2 separate regions of the Homo sapiens genome follow, and region 1 is linked to region 2. The links are chromatin loops, found by intact Hi-C in ENCODE. Cell type or tissue: ascending aorta. All regions are shown on one strand.

Region 1 (8,000 bases), 300 kb before region 2:
AGCGTAGGCAGGGGAGTCATGAGAGCAGGGACCGGGTGCTGGAATGGTTAGAGGGTGTGAAGACAAGACTGAGAAGGAGCAATCAGTGACACAGGAGGAAAGTCAGGTGAGTCTGGCATCCAGGGAGCCAAGTAAAGAGAGTTTTTCTTGAGGAATGGAGTGATGCATTGTGCCCGAGCTTGCTGAGGGTCCAGCAGGGTGATGCCCGAGAGCAGCCCGCTGGAGTCAGCTGGGGGAACGCATGGGGACCTCCCAATGGCCAGCGAATTCTGTGGATTCAGCATCATTCTCCTTCCTCAGAGAAGGCGTCCCTGATCCTTATGCCTCCTCCTCTGCCAGTATCTGCACTTTCCCCTCTCTGTATTTCTCATGATAGATAGAAATTTTGGCATTTCCTTGTTTAATGCCTCTCCTCCACTCGACTGCACATGGCATGGACAGGAGCACGCACGCTGCACTCATCTGAGTCCCCAGTACGTAGCGCTGTGCTTGGAACACAGGCCGTGCTCAGTGACTATCTCAGGAATGGATGTGGAGTCAGCCCCCATGAACGGGGACTCCGAACAGAGCCCAATCAGTTTTCAGTTCTGCTTTCGTAGAGTCAGCAGTGGGAACAGGGTTTTTGTTTGGGACCTAACATTCCTGGGTAAGAGAGGGGAGAAGCCTCACACACAGACCTGGCCGGCCTCTGTGGAAATGATGTCTGGACATGCCTGAGTATCTGACAGGAGCTGTGGTAACAAGAAAGAACATGGGCTCAGGAGTGGCAGCACTTTAAATAAGATAACCTTTATATTTTATAAAAGTTTTTCATTTACAGAAACATTGGGCAGATAGTACCGAGAGTCCCACAGACTCCACACCTAGTTTCACCTTTTATCAACATCTTATGCTATTAACATCTGTTACAATTAATAAACCGATATGGATACATTCTTATGAACTCAAGTCCATACTTTCTTCAGACGTCCTTAGTTTTTACGCGATGTCCTTTTCTGTTCCCAGATCCCACCCTACATACCTCTTTAGGCTCCTCTGGGCTGTGACAGCTACTCAGACTTTCCTTGTTTTCGCTGACATTCGTGAGGGGTACTGGTCAGGTGTTTTGAAGAATGTTCCTCAATTGGGATTTGCCTGATGTTTCTCTCATGATGAGACTTGGAATTTAGGTTTTGGGGAGGAGGATGACAGAGGTAAAGTGCCATTTTCATCGCATCATTTGAGGGTGCATGCTGTCATCGTGACATTACTATTGATGCTGACCTCAACTATCTTGACAAAGGTAAAGCTTGCTGAGTTTCATCCATTGTAAAGTGACTCGTTTTTCCCCTCTTCCACACTGTTCTCTTTGAAAAGAAGTCACCGTGTGCAGCCCAGACTTAAAGAGTAGGGAGTTAAACTTTACCTCCTTGAGAGTGGAATGTCTTCACACATTACTTGGAATTTTCTGCACAGAAGATTTTTTCTCCATTTACTTGTTTCCCATTTATTTATTCAATCAATCATTCCCCTTTTTTAATTTCTTTATTTCTTTCTTTATTCAATCAATCATTTATTTGTATCAGTATAAAGTCATTGATATGTATTTTATGCTTCGGGCTATAATCCAAAGCCACTATATTTATTTTGTAGCTCAGATTGTTCCAGTTTGGCCATTTGGTGCCGTGTTCTTTTGACACAGCCTCATCACTGTGTGCCTTTTTTTTTGAGGACTTTCTTACTTGGACTCTCCAAGATGCTCCAGGCCCATCTTGTATATTTCCTGCTTCAGTTCTAGAAGCAGCCATTTCTCCCAGGAGCTCTAGTTTGGTTTACTGCGGAATTGCTTTAGAAACCAAGATCTGGGCAAGAGGGTCCTTGTTTTCAAGCATTAGGAACGCAGAGAGTGATTTCCCATCTACAGGCAAGATTCCACCTAAGTCCATAAAATCTTATCATTTGCCTCCTTTGTTGGATATGAACAGACTTCAAGGTCACAGATAGGTCAGAAATTCATCACAAACATCTTTAGAAGGGAATGAAGGTAGTTAAAATAAGTCTGCTAAAGGAAATGTCATCTGGGCCCCCAAAATATGAGCAAGTTGAAGTATTCGGCAAGGAAAACATAGGAAGAGTTTGTTGTTTGCTACCAGACAAGCTCAGTAATAGTTGTCCTAGCACAGACGTTATTGTAAAGGTCTGTTGATAAAAACAATCCAGATTGTACTGCAAGTGTAGGACAAGAACAAGTGCTTTGGGGCCAGATTGATTTGGATTTGAATCCTTTCTGTTATTCGTCTGCCTGGAAGCTTGGATAAGTCACTTTGCTTCTCTAAGCCTCACTTTCTCATCTGTAAAGTGGATATACTGATCATGCCTACCTGATAGAGTTGTTTGAGGATTCATGAGATGCATATCAAGTGTGTAGCCTCAGCCCCTGGCACATAGTAAGTGTTTAATAAATGTCATTTGCCTGAAATATGCCAGGGAGCACCTGCCCAGGAAACAGCTATAGCAGATCTGAGGCCACAAGGTCTATTGGACACCTACACATATTATGTTAGAAGAGTAGATTTTGGCTTTTGGTGGTGATTGCTTTAGGAGATGGGTCAAAACTAATTTAAGCCCAAATACAGGAACACCCAAATATAGGCAGAGCAATTAGCAGTAGATAATTGGGGTGAGGATGCTGCTCTATTGCTTAGATTCTGATAAACAGGTCCTCCTGGATCTGCCCACCCTACAGAGAATGGGGACAGTGGACTGCCCTCTTTTCCTCTGCACATTCCCTGGGCAGAAGGTCCAGGGGAAAGAAGAGGTGGACAGAGAGCAGAGTGTTTACATGGGTGGGATAGGCAGAGGCCAGCTCTCCCTCCAGGTCAGGGTCTCCATAGATGGAAGTGTTCAGCCCAGGGGACAGCTACCTCTGTATGGGAGAGGTTCTTCCATCTCCTGTATAGGGAGGTTTTGAGGAGTTTGGCAATAGTAGCCAACATCATTTGCGGGGTCCCACCAACTCTGAAGGCCAGTGGAAGAGAAAGCATCTACTCCTCAATGGAGCTGGCCCCCTCAAGTGAGGGTCCTGGCAAGAACAGGGCTGCACTCTCTAAAGAAATCCCAGCCAGGAGGGAGGGGCCTCTGCCTCATTATTAACCTGGTCTTATCTCTGATGGCTATTTTGATTGGTGAGGTACTTGGCATCATGCTGTGCACTTGAACTCCATCCCAGAGACTGCGACCCTGGGGCAAACATTCAGTTACCCCATGGTTTATTCTACTGCATGTGTGAATTAATTGCCTTTCTTGTTTTGTGAGAGATTTGGTCCTCAAGTGTATAATTTACTCTGCTTATCCATTTGCACATGTTTAATGGTATTTCTTTCTGGTAGGTGAAGAATCACTGTGTTTGTGCGGTGGGGGGCAAGAGTGTTAAAACTATATTTACATTTTTCTTTATTGTAAATGGGTTTCAGTGGCTCATATTTTAAAACGTAGAAGTGAGTTGGCTGAGGAATTCGTGGGTATCTCTCCTCAGGACTCTCCTTTCCCCAAGGACAGTTTTATTTCGAAAGAAAAATTGGAAATGCAGAGCCACGAGGGGGCGCCCTGGACCCTGGTCTGGTGGTAAAGTCAGCACCTTCATAAAGCAAGGATCTCCTAGATGCCGGGTTCAGAATGAAATAGGAGCATTGGCTGAACATCTGCCGGGGACCTCACTGGGCACGCACAGGGCCTCACTTACTCAACGCAGACACTCCCTGAAGTGAGTGCTTGTGCCCCATTGTGATAAGCTCACAGGCTCAGGCAAGTTCAGCAATCTGTCCAGGGTTACTCAGGTAATATAGTGGAAAATGAGATTCAGACCCAATTCTGTGCAGTTCTAAAGACCCGGCTCTCTCAGACCAGCTGACTAAGGCTCATCTAGGGAGGGCTTGATACTTGGAAGGTGCTGGTCAGCGCGGAAGCGAGGTTGGTGGGCGCCCGTGTCCTCGGGGCAGGGTCACAGGCATCTGCCCACAAGGGAGATGTTTCTAGCCGGGGTCACGGAGCCTCGGGATGTTCCTGAATGTGGGAGAAACAGTCCCTCACCCTGACCATCTCGGAGTCTGTGTCCACCAAGAGCCCTTGTGGTTGGGAAGAGACTTTGTTAATGGGAATGGGGTGTCTGGGTTGCTGGTTAGGTGCCTGTCCCCAGACAGGGGTGTCTTTTATTTTAACATTATATAACATTATGTGTTACATACTGTTAAATATATTGTATAATAACAGTATATATATACTGTTATATAACATAATAAGAGTATTATATATGTTATATAATATACAATGTATTATATTGTGTATATATGCAATAATGAATATAATAAAATGTTTTCTGTTTTTAGACTCGAAGTACTGAGGATTTCGAGAATATCTCTCAGGGTGATTTTAGGGGAATTTGTCAGTGCTTCTGAAAATAGGATTGAGAAGATGTGGTCCCGTCCCAGGCGTAACTACTGAGGGCGTCAGGAACCAGTAAGGGGATGATGGCAGCGGCGGGCGGTCCGAAGCGGCCTCTGCCAGGGCCCCCGCTGCGGTGGGGTGCGGGCGCGGGCCGTGGGTCCTCGGGTGCGGACGCCCAGGCGAAGGGTCCCCGGGGCCTGCCGCCCTGGAGCCCGCCCCTGGGAGCTGCTGCGGCTGGGCCGGGCGGGGTCAAGCCACCCGCCGGCGGGGGAACTGCACAGTTGGGCACGGAGGGACCCCGAGGCGGAGCTGGGCCCAGGGCTGTGCCGCACTTGTGCACAGAGTACCGGCAGGCACCAATCGCCCGGCGGTGGCCGCACTAAAGGGGCCCGGGGCTGAAAGCGGGAAGGGTGCCCACTTCCCGGACCTGGCCAGCCTCGCCCACCCTGCTGACGGCGCCAGGTTCCTGCGCCTCCTGAGCTGGAGATTCAGCTCGTCAGGGCACCTGAGGTTGCGTCTCCAGGATCCACCCTGCGTCTGGGTGACCGCCGAGCTAGGTGCTCCCGGCCGCCGGTTCCCGGGCCCGCAGTCCGCTCCCGAAAGCACCCCCCTGGCAGGGTCTCAAGCTGGACGAAGGGGAGCCCCAGGTCACCCTGAGCGCTGGGGCCGCAGTGGGAACTTGCGGCGATGTCACCCCTGCCCTGCATGTCAGCCCAGGCCTGGCGAAGGCCTGAGCCCCGCCCCAGGCTGCACAGCGCAGCAGGAGCGGCTGCGGGAGCAGCGGTGACGGCAGTGGGTCGCCTGTGCCCCATGTCCCCAAGGCAGCTGACTGTGCCATCCCCACTTTCGCAAGCCGGGGCAGGACCAGCTCCCAGGCCGGGAGCCTCGGCTGCTGCCTCGATCTGGCTCCCTGCGGTGACCTGGGAGCCCAGGAACACCTGGCCAAAGGCGCAGCCGGGACTCGCGGGACTGGCCAGCGTGGGATTCATTTGTGCGGGGTTGGTCTGGGCCACTGTGCCACCTGCACCTAGACTGCCTCAGCTGTGGGGAAAGGCAGAGAAGGGGCACTGGGGTGGGGGTAGGGGGTTGCTGCACTCTGCAGAGCCAGGGACAGGTGGGAGCCCTGCCCCTCCGGAATCTGCAGGGTGGGAGCTCCCCAGGCCAGCTGCAGCAGCCCAGGTTGTGGCTGTGGGCCTGGGCATCATGGTGCTCTCCTCTCTAGCCTGTCCTCTCCCACTTCCTGGCACCGCTCTGATCTTGGAGCCGGGTTAGGGTGAGCTTGGGGGTTGTTGCAGCTCCACAGGGTGTATGCTAGGGCAGTGCTGATGCCCTGACCCCCTGCTGCCTTCATACCCCCAGACTTTGGGTGCCAAGGAGCAGGGGAGGGAGGCTGAGATGGGCAGCTAGGCATTGGCCTGAGGCCTCCTTGGCACCAGTGGCCTAGGTGCCATGGGTGGCTGCAGGAGGTAGACAGGCTCCTAGGCAGGAAGAGGCAGGTGTGGGTGAGGCCCCACTTTCAGGACAGGGAAGGCCTGAAGGCTGGCAGCTGGGTTTCCAGTCCCACTGACCAGAGTGGGGACTAGTGGTGCCTTGTCTGGGCTTCCCATGGCTCTCCATGGGCCAACTGGCATGCACTTCCTTCCCTCTGAGCCCCATAATAGCTCAGGGCTCAGCCAGAGTAGAGGAGAGGATGGAGAGGCGAGGATGGAGAGACAACTAGATGACCAGCTACTCTTTGCAGAGCCTCCTCTTTGCTGAGAGCTGTAGATTGGGAGGACCAACTGCAGACCAGGAGCTACCCTCTGCTGAGAGGTGAGCACTTGTCCGGATGACCTGCCTACAGAGAAGAGCTACCCACTGCTGGTCTCTGAGGTCTGTGCTGTTCTAACACTTAATAAAGCTCCTCTTCCTATTGCTCACCCTCCACTTGTCTGCATACCTCATTCTTCCTGGATGCAAGACAAGGCCTCAGACAAAGGCGCCACTGACCACAGAGGTTTCCAGCCAGAAAAAGCAACACCCCACAGAAAAAGCAAAACCCCAAAGATCCTGTGACAGTGATATTTATCAAGATAGGGAGAGGGGGCTGGAGGAGGGGTCAAGAGCAATAAAAGGCAAAAAACACTGAGTGTTTATCTAATAAGGTAGATGTTATTTTTCCCATTTTACATATGAGGAAACTGAGATTTAGAGAAGTTACGTAACTTGGTTAGGGTTAAACAGCTAATATTAGGCAAAGCTGGGACCTAAACGTGGGATTTCAGAGGCCAGTGTCCAATCTTTCTTTATAATAGTGAGTGGCCTCTCAGAAAACATGGACTTGATTCTCACCAGAAACCCAACACCTCTTCCCTAAGTGCTTTCCCGGTTTTTCTCAAATCCGGAAACTGTTGGTCTTTTGGGCAATTCTGAGCACAGCCACTAAGTGGCGACATTGCCCGACTATGGCTCAGCCCTGTTTCTCCGGGGAAGAATAGGGGAGGGGAGGGGAGGGAGTCGGAGTTGCCCTGTTGTGTGTTGTGCTGTGTGTGGGGCTTTCTTCTATCTATTTAGTCCTCCCAGCAACCCTGCAGAGGAGGTATTATCTCATTTTCCAGATGAGGCCATTGAGGATCTGCTGGATGATAGAGCTTAGCGGTAGAAGCAGGAATGGAATCAACGTCCAGTTGGATTCCAAGTCCTGTCTCCAAGCATGCTGGGCTCCCAAAGGAAAAGCCTTTCTGTGCCCTCAGACTACACAGTCTTGTGGGGAAGTGGACAGTGGGGACCCCACGTGAGTTTTAGGCTGGGACAGCCTAGCAGTGAAGGAGGAGGCTGGGTGAGGAGTAACCAAGCCTTAGCTTTGGTGATTGATGGGAAGAATTGGGTTCTGAGGTGGAAATCAATTACAGTTACAATCTGCTGTGTGGATCCCCTAGAGTGCTGCTCTACTGGAGACCAACATTCCATCCCTCAGCAAGTTTCTCCTTCTGCTTGGGAAGAGGCTGTGTTTTCTTCCCGATGAAATGGTTGGCTGGTGTTGAGGGGCTGCAAGCTGACTTGTGAGCTGGTTTTGTGCATCTCCTCCCAACCCTATGTTCACAGTCATGATGTTGGTAGTTTGAAATTAGACAGAGTGGGAATATTTACACCATGGAAATTGGAAACACTAGAAACCAGGGCTTTTTCCTCCTGCAGAGCCAGTGGTTAAACTGCTACCTGCTGACCACTGCCCACCAGGTAGCAGGAGGCACACACCTGAGAGGCAGGTGAGCCCAGAGAGATGGACCAGGGGCGCCCATGGATTTGCGGCTCCCATATCATACTTACTTTGGGATCTGAGTAGAATTGCTGCACATTTAAATGGATATTTTTTCCCTCTCTTTCATTTTTTGTTGCCGAGGGCAAATAACTGCATTTGAGAAGTTCAACCTGCATCTGACGTGCTTCCCCTGGAAAGCAAGATGGCTAAGATTGTGCTGTCTGTGAAGCCACCTAGGGGCTCAGTGACAGCAGCAGATGGTGACTGGGCAGGAAGGAAAGTCTCTTCCAGTGCCAGGCTCAGGTGTGCTCAGTAAATATGTGTTTCTTGGCAAGCA
Region 2 (8,000 bases):
GCCCACCCCTTCTTTCCCCTGGACCTTCTGGTCAGGGAATGTGTAGAGGAAAGGAGGGAAGTCCACTGTCCCCATTCCCTGTAGGGTGGGGAGATGCAGGAGAGCCCATTTATTAGAATCTAACCATGCAAAGAACGTCCCCACTCCCACCCAGAAAAAATGTCTACTACTAATTGATTGGCTTGGGTGTCCCTATCCTTGGGGCTTTGAAATAGGTTTTATCCCTTTTGGAAAGCTGTCCCCACCAAAGGACAAAATCTGCTCCTCTAACAAATTTATTTGCAGGCTTCTGAATAATCTCTGGGGGCCCTGGGCATCTGCTCTACGTGTTTACATCTGGCTGTGTGCTCCCTGGCATATTTCATTCAGTTAACAGTTATTTAGTGCCTACTATGTACAAGGCAATGAGGCTAAGCACTTGATATGCATTATCTCAATTCCCAGAACAACTCTTTGTGGTGGGTATAATCAATGTATTCACTTTATAGATGAGAAAAGCAAGGCTTAGAGGATCAAAGGAACTTAAGACCCAAGGCTCGTAAATACTGGAGCAAAAATTCATACTCAGGTCAGTCTGGCCCCATATCACTTGTTCTATACTTCCAATACAATCTTTAAAAAGAAAACAGCTTTGATTGGACATAATTTACATACCATATATTTCCCCATTTAAAGTGTACATTTCAATACTTTTTAATGTATTCACAAATTTGTGCTGCCATCAAAAGAGTCCATTTTAGGACATTTTCATTACCTCAAAAAAAGTTTGTATCCTTCGGCCATCCACCCATTTTCTCCTATTCCACAGCCCTGCGTAACCACTAATCTAATTTCTCTCCCTATAGTGTTTCCTATTCTGGACTTTCCTCAGCCCTGGGTAACCACTAATCTAATTTCTCTCTCTATAGTGTTTCCTATTCTGGACTTTCATAGGAGTCGAATCAAATAGATGTGGTCTTCTGTGACTGGTTGCTTTAATTCAGCACAACATTTCAAGGTTCATCAGTGTTGTGTTATAGTTCAGTTCTAATATCCCATTATATGGATATACAATATTTTATTTATGTATTCACTCATCCATTGTTTGTTTCCACCATTTGGCTATTATGAACAATGCTGCTATAAACACTCATGTGCAAGTTTCTGTGTGAACATGTGTTTTCATTTCTCTTGGGTATATGCCTAGAAGTGGAACGAACTGCTGGATTATATGGTAGAATTCTATGTTCAATCATATGAGAAACTGACAGACTGCCTTCTAACACAGCTGCACTTCGCCATCAATGTATGAGGGCTTCAATTTCTCCACATCTTTGCCAGCACTTGTCATTATGAACTTTTTGATTCTAGCTACCCTGATGGATGTGAAGTGGTATCTCAAGGTTTTGGTTTGCATTTTCCTGATGACTAATGCTGCCAAGCATCTTTTCATGTGTGTACTGGCCATTTGTATATCTTCTTTGGGGAAATGCCTATTAGATCATTTGCCTATTTGTAAATTAGGTTATTTGTCTTTTTATTGTTCAGTTGTGAGAGTTTTTCATATATTCTGGATAAAAATACCTTATCACATATACAAATGCAAATATTTTCTCCCATCTGTGGATTATGTTTCCATTTCCTTTTAAAAAACTATGTCCATGTTTTATTGTATTGTTACATTCTCTACCTTTAAAAAAATAGTTTGAACCGAAAGGTCTTGAAGGCTTAAGATGGGGACCCTGGTAGGGACTGACCACAGGTGCCAGAAAAGGATTTGCTCAGAATCTTCTTAGAAATCTTCCGTTTTTCACAATTCCAGGATGGGGTAAAAGGTGATAGTTTCACTCCGCATTCCCAGATGGGCTCATCTGATGATGAGAAAACAGCCCTTCATGGAGCATATGTATGCAGAGAGAACCCCATGTTAAAAATAACTGACACACATAATCTTTAATTACAAACGATAAATGCTTGAGAAGCAAAACACTGCAGATCAGATGTAGTATGAAGGAGCTGGGAACTGGGAGGAAATGGACGTGACATTCCAGGCAGAGGGAGTGGTGTGTGAGAAGGTCTGAGATAGGAGGGAGCAAGTGTGATTCAGGGGCTGATGGCTTCTATTGAGGTCCAGTTTACATCCAGTACAATTCATCAGTTTAAAGTATATTAACAAAGTTTCCTTGTGTTTCTTAGAGAAAAATTTTAACTTTTCTACAACTGCATATTAGATTCACGTACTGTTTTTCTTCTTACATGGGAATGGGGGACAGTCTGGCCTGGTCTGTCATTTTTCTGATGATATCATGAGTCAAACCATGTCTCCCCTTTCTATTTGCATCTTCCCCCTGGAACTTAAGTTGAGAGAGACACATGTTGATGTTGATGTTCTCTGCTTAGCTACTGTGTAGACACAGATGGGTTGAGAGGCTGGACTGTGGGTAGCTATATTCTGAAAGCTTAGTTTCTGCGGTCTTTCTCTGAATTTGTTGGAAACATTTGCACTTCACGTCAATGTCCAGGGCTTATGCAGTGTTTTCCAGTGATGGTAGTACCCCATTGATGTACATGTCTGTGAGTGTGCATGTGTATTTTAATTTCTGAAAGACCTACCGCCTTGGTAACCAGTATTATTTGTGTTACTATTTCTGGGAGCAGAGCCTAAAGAAAACAGCAAGGGCTGGGTGCAGTGGCTCACGCCTGTAATCCCAGCACTTTGGGAGGCTGAGGTGGGCAGATCACAAGGTCAGGAGTTCTAGACCAGCCTGGCCAGCATGGTGAAACCCTGTCTCTACTAAAAAAACAAAAATTAACCAGGCATGGTGGTGCGCATCTGTAATCCCAGCTACTCAGGAGGCTGAGGCAGGAGAATCACTTGAATCCAGGAGGCGAAGGTTGTAGTGAGCCGAGATCATGTCACTGCATTCCAGCCTGGGTGATAGAGCGAGGCTCTGTCAGAAAGAAAGAAAGAAAGAAAGAGAGAAAGAGAGAAAGGAAGAAAGGAAGGAAACAGCATGCTCATTGCAAACCCTTCTGGGGTAAGGATGAAGAGCTTTGCAGAAACTACAAAGTTTGTTTCCTGAAACAAAAGGCAGAGCAGGGTATCTTGGCTGTTATAGGGCTGAGATTTGGGTTCACTTGGAATTGAGCCATTCTTCACTCTTGAGATGCTTACTTAATGCAGATCAGCTCCCACTGTAGATGTTAGAGAGACCTGTAATTACAATGGAATATTTGGAAATTTTTCTAACAGATGCCTAGCCACATCCTCACATTTCTTGGTGTGTGCAGCACCACTGTGGGAAAGAGCTGGTAGCTTGAGTGAATTAATGGGACTCTTCTCCTTATATGTTAATTTGCAGAGGCTAGGGAGGGATGGAACCCACACATGGATTCCCAGCTTCCCAGTTGTGCTCCCAGGATATGATGCTGTTCTGCTTAAGACTCCTTTCAGAGCTCACGCCTGAAGGTCCAGACCTGTGATGGCTGAGCTGAGCTGAGCAGGGCAGGGCAGGGAGGGTAATCCACGTATTTGGCCTCATAGTTGAGATCCTGTGTCAGCAGCTGATGGTTCTGGGGTATGTTGCCTCTGATGACAAAGCTGGTGGAGGCAGGTGTGTTGGGGCCTTAAGACTACAGGGGCCTCCAGGGCAGGGGTGAAGCAGCTGCACCACTTGACCCAAGTTGCACCTGGTGGCGGTGTCAGGAAGGATGGAGCAGACCTGGTAGTTTCTGCTCCCCAAGGTCTGGCTAGCTCTCATTCACTGAAGGACACAAAGAAAATATTAATAGCTACTACAATAGTTTGTGTTTATATATAACTCCTTTAGGGAAATATTTCAAAGGTAATTAACATTACAATGAATCAATACAGCAAGGGATTGTGGAAAATGGGGTATAAGTGAATTGAATTATTGGAGTTGTATTATTCAATGTATTGCCATATTAAAAGGATGGGTTGATGATTTTTAAAATAGCTAATTTTTAAGTAGGAGTTTTAAAAATTACTCAAATGATGATCCATCATGTGTACAGTAAATAGACTTAAGTACATGACCAGTAGACCAAAAAGATGTGAATGCACATTAGTGATGTTAAAAAGTCCAAATTACCCATTTAGTTCCAGTAAAATAACATTACCTAGTACATTATATTAACTTGAATTTTATTGCTTTGTTTCTATTTCTATACTTTTAATTTTATAGTTTTGAGAATACGTTATATAGATTTTGTGTTTGTATGCCTTTGAGTAATGTGATAATAAAACAATTTAAGTCAAAATTGGGCTTCAAAGGGCATGATGTTTCACTTTTAACAGGGGACTCATTCTCAGCCCTCACGCTAGTGTCAGCCACGCATAGTGTCAGTGACACCTAGTGGTTCAAGCAAGAACTGCAACTTCATTGAATGGTGGACGATTTCAAAGAAAAACAGGTTCTCCCTTAGATAAGCCTCTGGATCCCTTTGATGAGGTGTTGAAATGAGGGCCTACCAGTCCCTGGTGTCTCCCATTTTGGCCTGTTCCACACTGACTCGTCAGCTATTTGAAGCAACTTTATGGAGGAGGGAATGACACTTCGTATACTAGGAACAGAATGTAGAAACTAATGATGACTTTTAGAGTGAGAAAGTTTTCAGGAAGACATTTCTAACAATTAGAGTGGTTCAACAATGTACACCACAAAAGCCACTAAGCCATGACTTTAGGATCACTTGGCAGCCTGCTGGGCTCATTCACTAGCTAAGCCATCTACATCACACCAACCTCACAGAACACACAATTCAATTTTTTTATATTTGTAAATTTATGAATTGCTACGTGCTACAGAACTTCAGGCAATTTATGAATGGTCAAATCCACTGATTACAGAATTCTAAAGGTCATCATGGTCTTTACAATGCTCTGTCCTCAGCAGCCTGTGCCTGACCCATTCCCATTACCATGCCTGCTTTCCCACCCAAGTTCAAGGCCATCCTGAAAAAGTTGCTTGCAGCATCATAGAGGCACCAACACCTCTGCATTCTCATAATTGTCTTTCTGAATCCTGGGATTGGGGACAGGGAGAGGAAGAGGGGAGAAGTGAAAATAAACCGAGCTTGCAGCACCTTCAGCACTAATCATGAGGTCTGCTGCTCTCTAACTGCTTCCCCACAGTTGTTTGGTGCCTATGGCCTCAGAATCATGTAGATCCTCTTATAAGATTATAGTTCCTATCAACTGTTCTATAAATAACAACTTGAAATGTTATGTTTTCCCTTTGAGATATCCCTTCAGGTCTTGCATACTGATGAAACTACTGACTCAGTGGGTCTGAATGATCCCAGGAGCTGCTGAATAATCAAAATATGCAGTTTCCAAATGCTGATTATTTCTCCCCCCTTACCCCAACCAATCAACACCACCAATTTTCTGGCCTCTCACCCTCCACTATATCCTTAAAAACCCCAGCCCAGAACTTCTCAGGGAGATGGATTTGAGGATCTTCTTCTATCTCCTCACTCAGTGCCCTGTGATCATTAAACGCTTTCTCTGCTGCAAACCCTGCTGACTTAGTGTAGGTACTATTAATATATTCATATTTCCATTTTAGAAAGATGTGAAACTACTTTTCATAAGTTGTCCAGGCACACCCAGTTAGAAAGTGACAGAACTGGGCATCTGTCTGCAGAGCCTGCACACTCAACTTCTGTTCTTAGAGTGTGTCTCTAGATGGTGGTCACAGTTATGACCCACAAACTTGTCATCATTCCTAGGCCACACAAAACCCTTCCAATCTTTGTAGGATATTAGACCCACCTGTGTCTCCAGACAGACCATCCCTGTCTTCAAATGGAATGCCTGGAATTTCATTCAATTATGCTCTGCAGTGTTGCCAGAGGTTCCCCAGATTGGCTCAAAAGTCAGCACACTCTCAGGCAAAAAGGTTGCAGTGTCACTTGATTCCAAGGAAACTCTTGTCAAGTTTAGGCAGGTCACACATGGGCAAGAAATCAAACATGAAGAGGATGGTCAGGTTCCCCAGCACAACATGCCCAGGGAGAGAGCACCTGCCACAAACAGCTCAGGTCCAGGGGAATCATAGCTGAGAATCAAAATGCAGAAATCATTTGCATCTGATCTTTCCCAATTCTGGAAAGCCTGGAATCCAGAGCCATCATGATCCCCTTAATTTATTAGGCTGCCTCCTTCATTTAATGAGAATTGTCTTGTTAACCCCATTCTCAGGTCTGTAGAACCATGACAGTTGTTGTTTTCAAATATCTTCTTTGAATACAGGTTCTTCTTATCTCAGGATCACCATAAATCTCCTCTTTGTAAACAGGACTTTGGTCACAGTCATACTTGGAATGAATATCTCATAACCTCTTAACTGCATTTTGCCCATGACCTTGCTAATTTTATCACATTTGTTTGAAACAACTTTATATTGCCATCGCTCTTCTTCCTGGCCTCTGTGGATTTTTCCTGAAGTCATCATAGTTGAAGGGCTTCACCCTTGTGAGGGTGTTTGTGTGTGCTATGCCTATGTTATCATTGAGTTTGCTCTGTAAATCTATGGCTCAAACTCCTATGTCTCCAACTGCACATATTGTGACACATTAAGTACAAGGCCACCTTTGACTCCTTCATCATCACAAAGGTGCAATTCTTTCCCTATCTGTTTGCAATCTGGAGCACATCTGTTCTTTTCTCTAGGGCAATGACTCTCAAACTCCAGGATGCATCAGAATCACCTGGAAGGCCTGCTGAACCACAGATTGCTGGGCCCCACCCATAGAAAAAAAATAACAGAGACGGGGGTGGGAGGGGATAGGACGAGAGGGGAGAAAAAAAAAGAAACAACTAGAGTTATCACATGTCATAGGGTCAGTGGTGAAATATGTACTTATTGTCTGTCAGTGGCAAAAGCTTTCAGGACTTCTGTCACTTCACTGCTAACAGTTCCTCCAGCCTCTGCTTGGTTAATTCCAGAGAAGGAGAAACCCTCTGCTTCCCAGGATGGCACCTTCAGCCTTGGGGAGCTGAAACAAGTCACATGCCATGTGGGGGCAGGAGTGACAACCAGGAAGTCAGAGTTACCTCTGACGACAACTCCTTCTCTTATGTCCCTTGGTTGTGAACCTCTTTTCCTACCATAGTCTCTGGCAGCCACTGATGTGTTTGCTGTCCCCATAGTTTTGTCTTGTAAGAGTGTCGTCAAAATGTAATCATGCAGTTTGCAGGTTTTTTTGAGAACAGCTTCTTTTGCTTGGCATAATGCATTTGAGAGTCATCTATGTGAGACAGCCAGGTGGGAGGGGGCTCCTCAGAAAAACTCCAACCAGCCTGCGCACTAGGGTGGAGCCACAGAAGTTTGTGCTCTTTCCAGTGGGGAGGAGTCAGGCCCCTCCTCTTCCTTTGTGGAACCTGGGATGTGAAGGGTGGGAAGGAAATGCTCCAGCAGGGACTCTGGCCTTCCAAGAGTTCTTCTTTGCCCCTTTTCTTTCTTTTTACCCAATGCAACCCTGTCTTACTCACCATTTAAATTGTCTGCAAGCCTGAATTTTCATGGCCATGGGACAAAGAACGCTGTTTTTAGCTGAACTAAGGAAAAGTTATGCAACATTTTTGGCGCACAACGTTGGGCCAGAAAAGCAGTGAGTGAAATGGGGACTCGAAACCTCTCAATGTTGCTCCTAAGCCTTTTCATCCTTGGACTTCTGAGGGTGGGGGAAAACATGCCCCCAACCCCCTTAGCTCCTGGGACTTTTCATGGCATTTCCCTTCCTTTTTCAGGACCTACTGGCGAGCAGCAGCTCCCTGCTGCTCTCCCCTCCCTGCCGGGGCTGGGATGCATGGCCCAAGGGTCCCGCACGGCCAGTTGGCTGGCATTTTCTACCATAAGCCGCTGGAGACTTCCCCTTCTCTGTCCAAGCGGTTCAGCTCCATTGGACAGTAATTAAGCTTTTCTCTTCGTGGGGAAACCACTTGCTTAAGAATAAGAGGTTCCTCCCAAGATTTTTAAACTATTCTCTCTTTT

Evidence for each region. Hi-C counts contacts between places; a loop is a spot of excess contacts. Peaks named below come from ENCODE experiments on the same cell type or tissue, not always from the same donor. Only the 100,000 strongest peaks of a DNase experiment are listed, where the experiment ranks them.
Region 1: a loop joins it to region 2, with 5 times the contacts of the local background. A loop is called at or near these places in 90 of 110 quality-filtered maps.

What each region holds. Positions count from the first base shown.
Region 1 is chr1:157,190,237-157,198,236 of GRCh38, forward strand. LOC107985211 (a long non-coding RNA gene) reads left to right here. Exons shown (of 4, transcript XR_007066653.1): 4 at 1-943. Among named protein-coding and RNA genes, the nearest start is that of ETV3, 56 kb to the left of the region's middle. RefSeq lists a silencer at 3,548-3,780. In ascending aorta, a CTCF peak has its summit at 3,573 (motif pointing right); a DNase peak (open chromatin) is centred at 3,575; H3K27me3 peaks cover 1,115 bases.
Region 2 is chr1:157,491,886-157,499,885 of GRCh38, forward strand. No RefSeq gene overlaps it. Among named protein-coding and RNA genes, the nearest start is that of FCRL5, 57 kb to the right of the region's middle. In ascending aorta, a CTCF peak has its summit at 4,361 (motif pointing left); no DNase peak of the experiment used is centred here.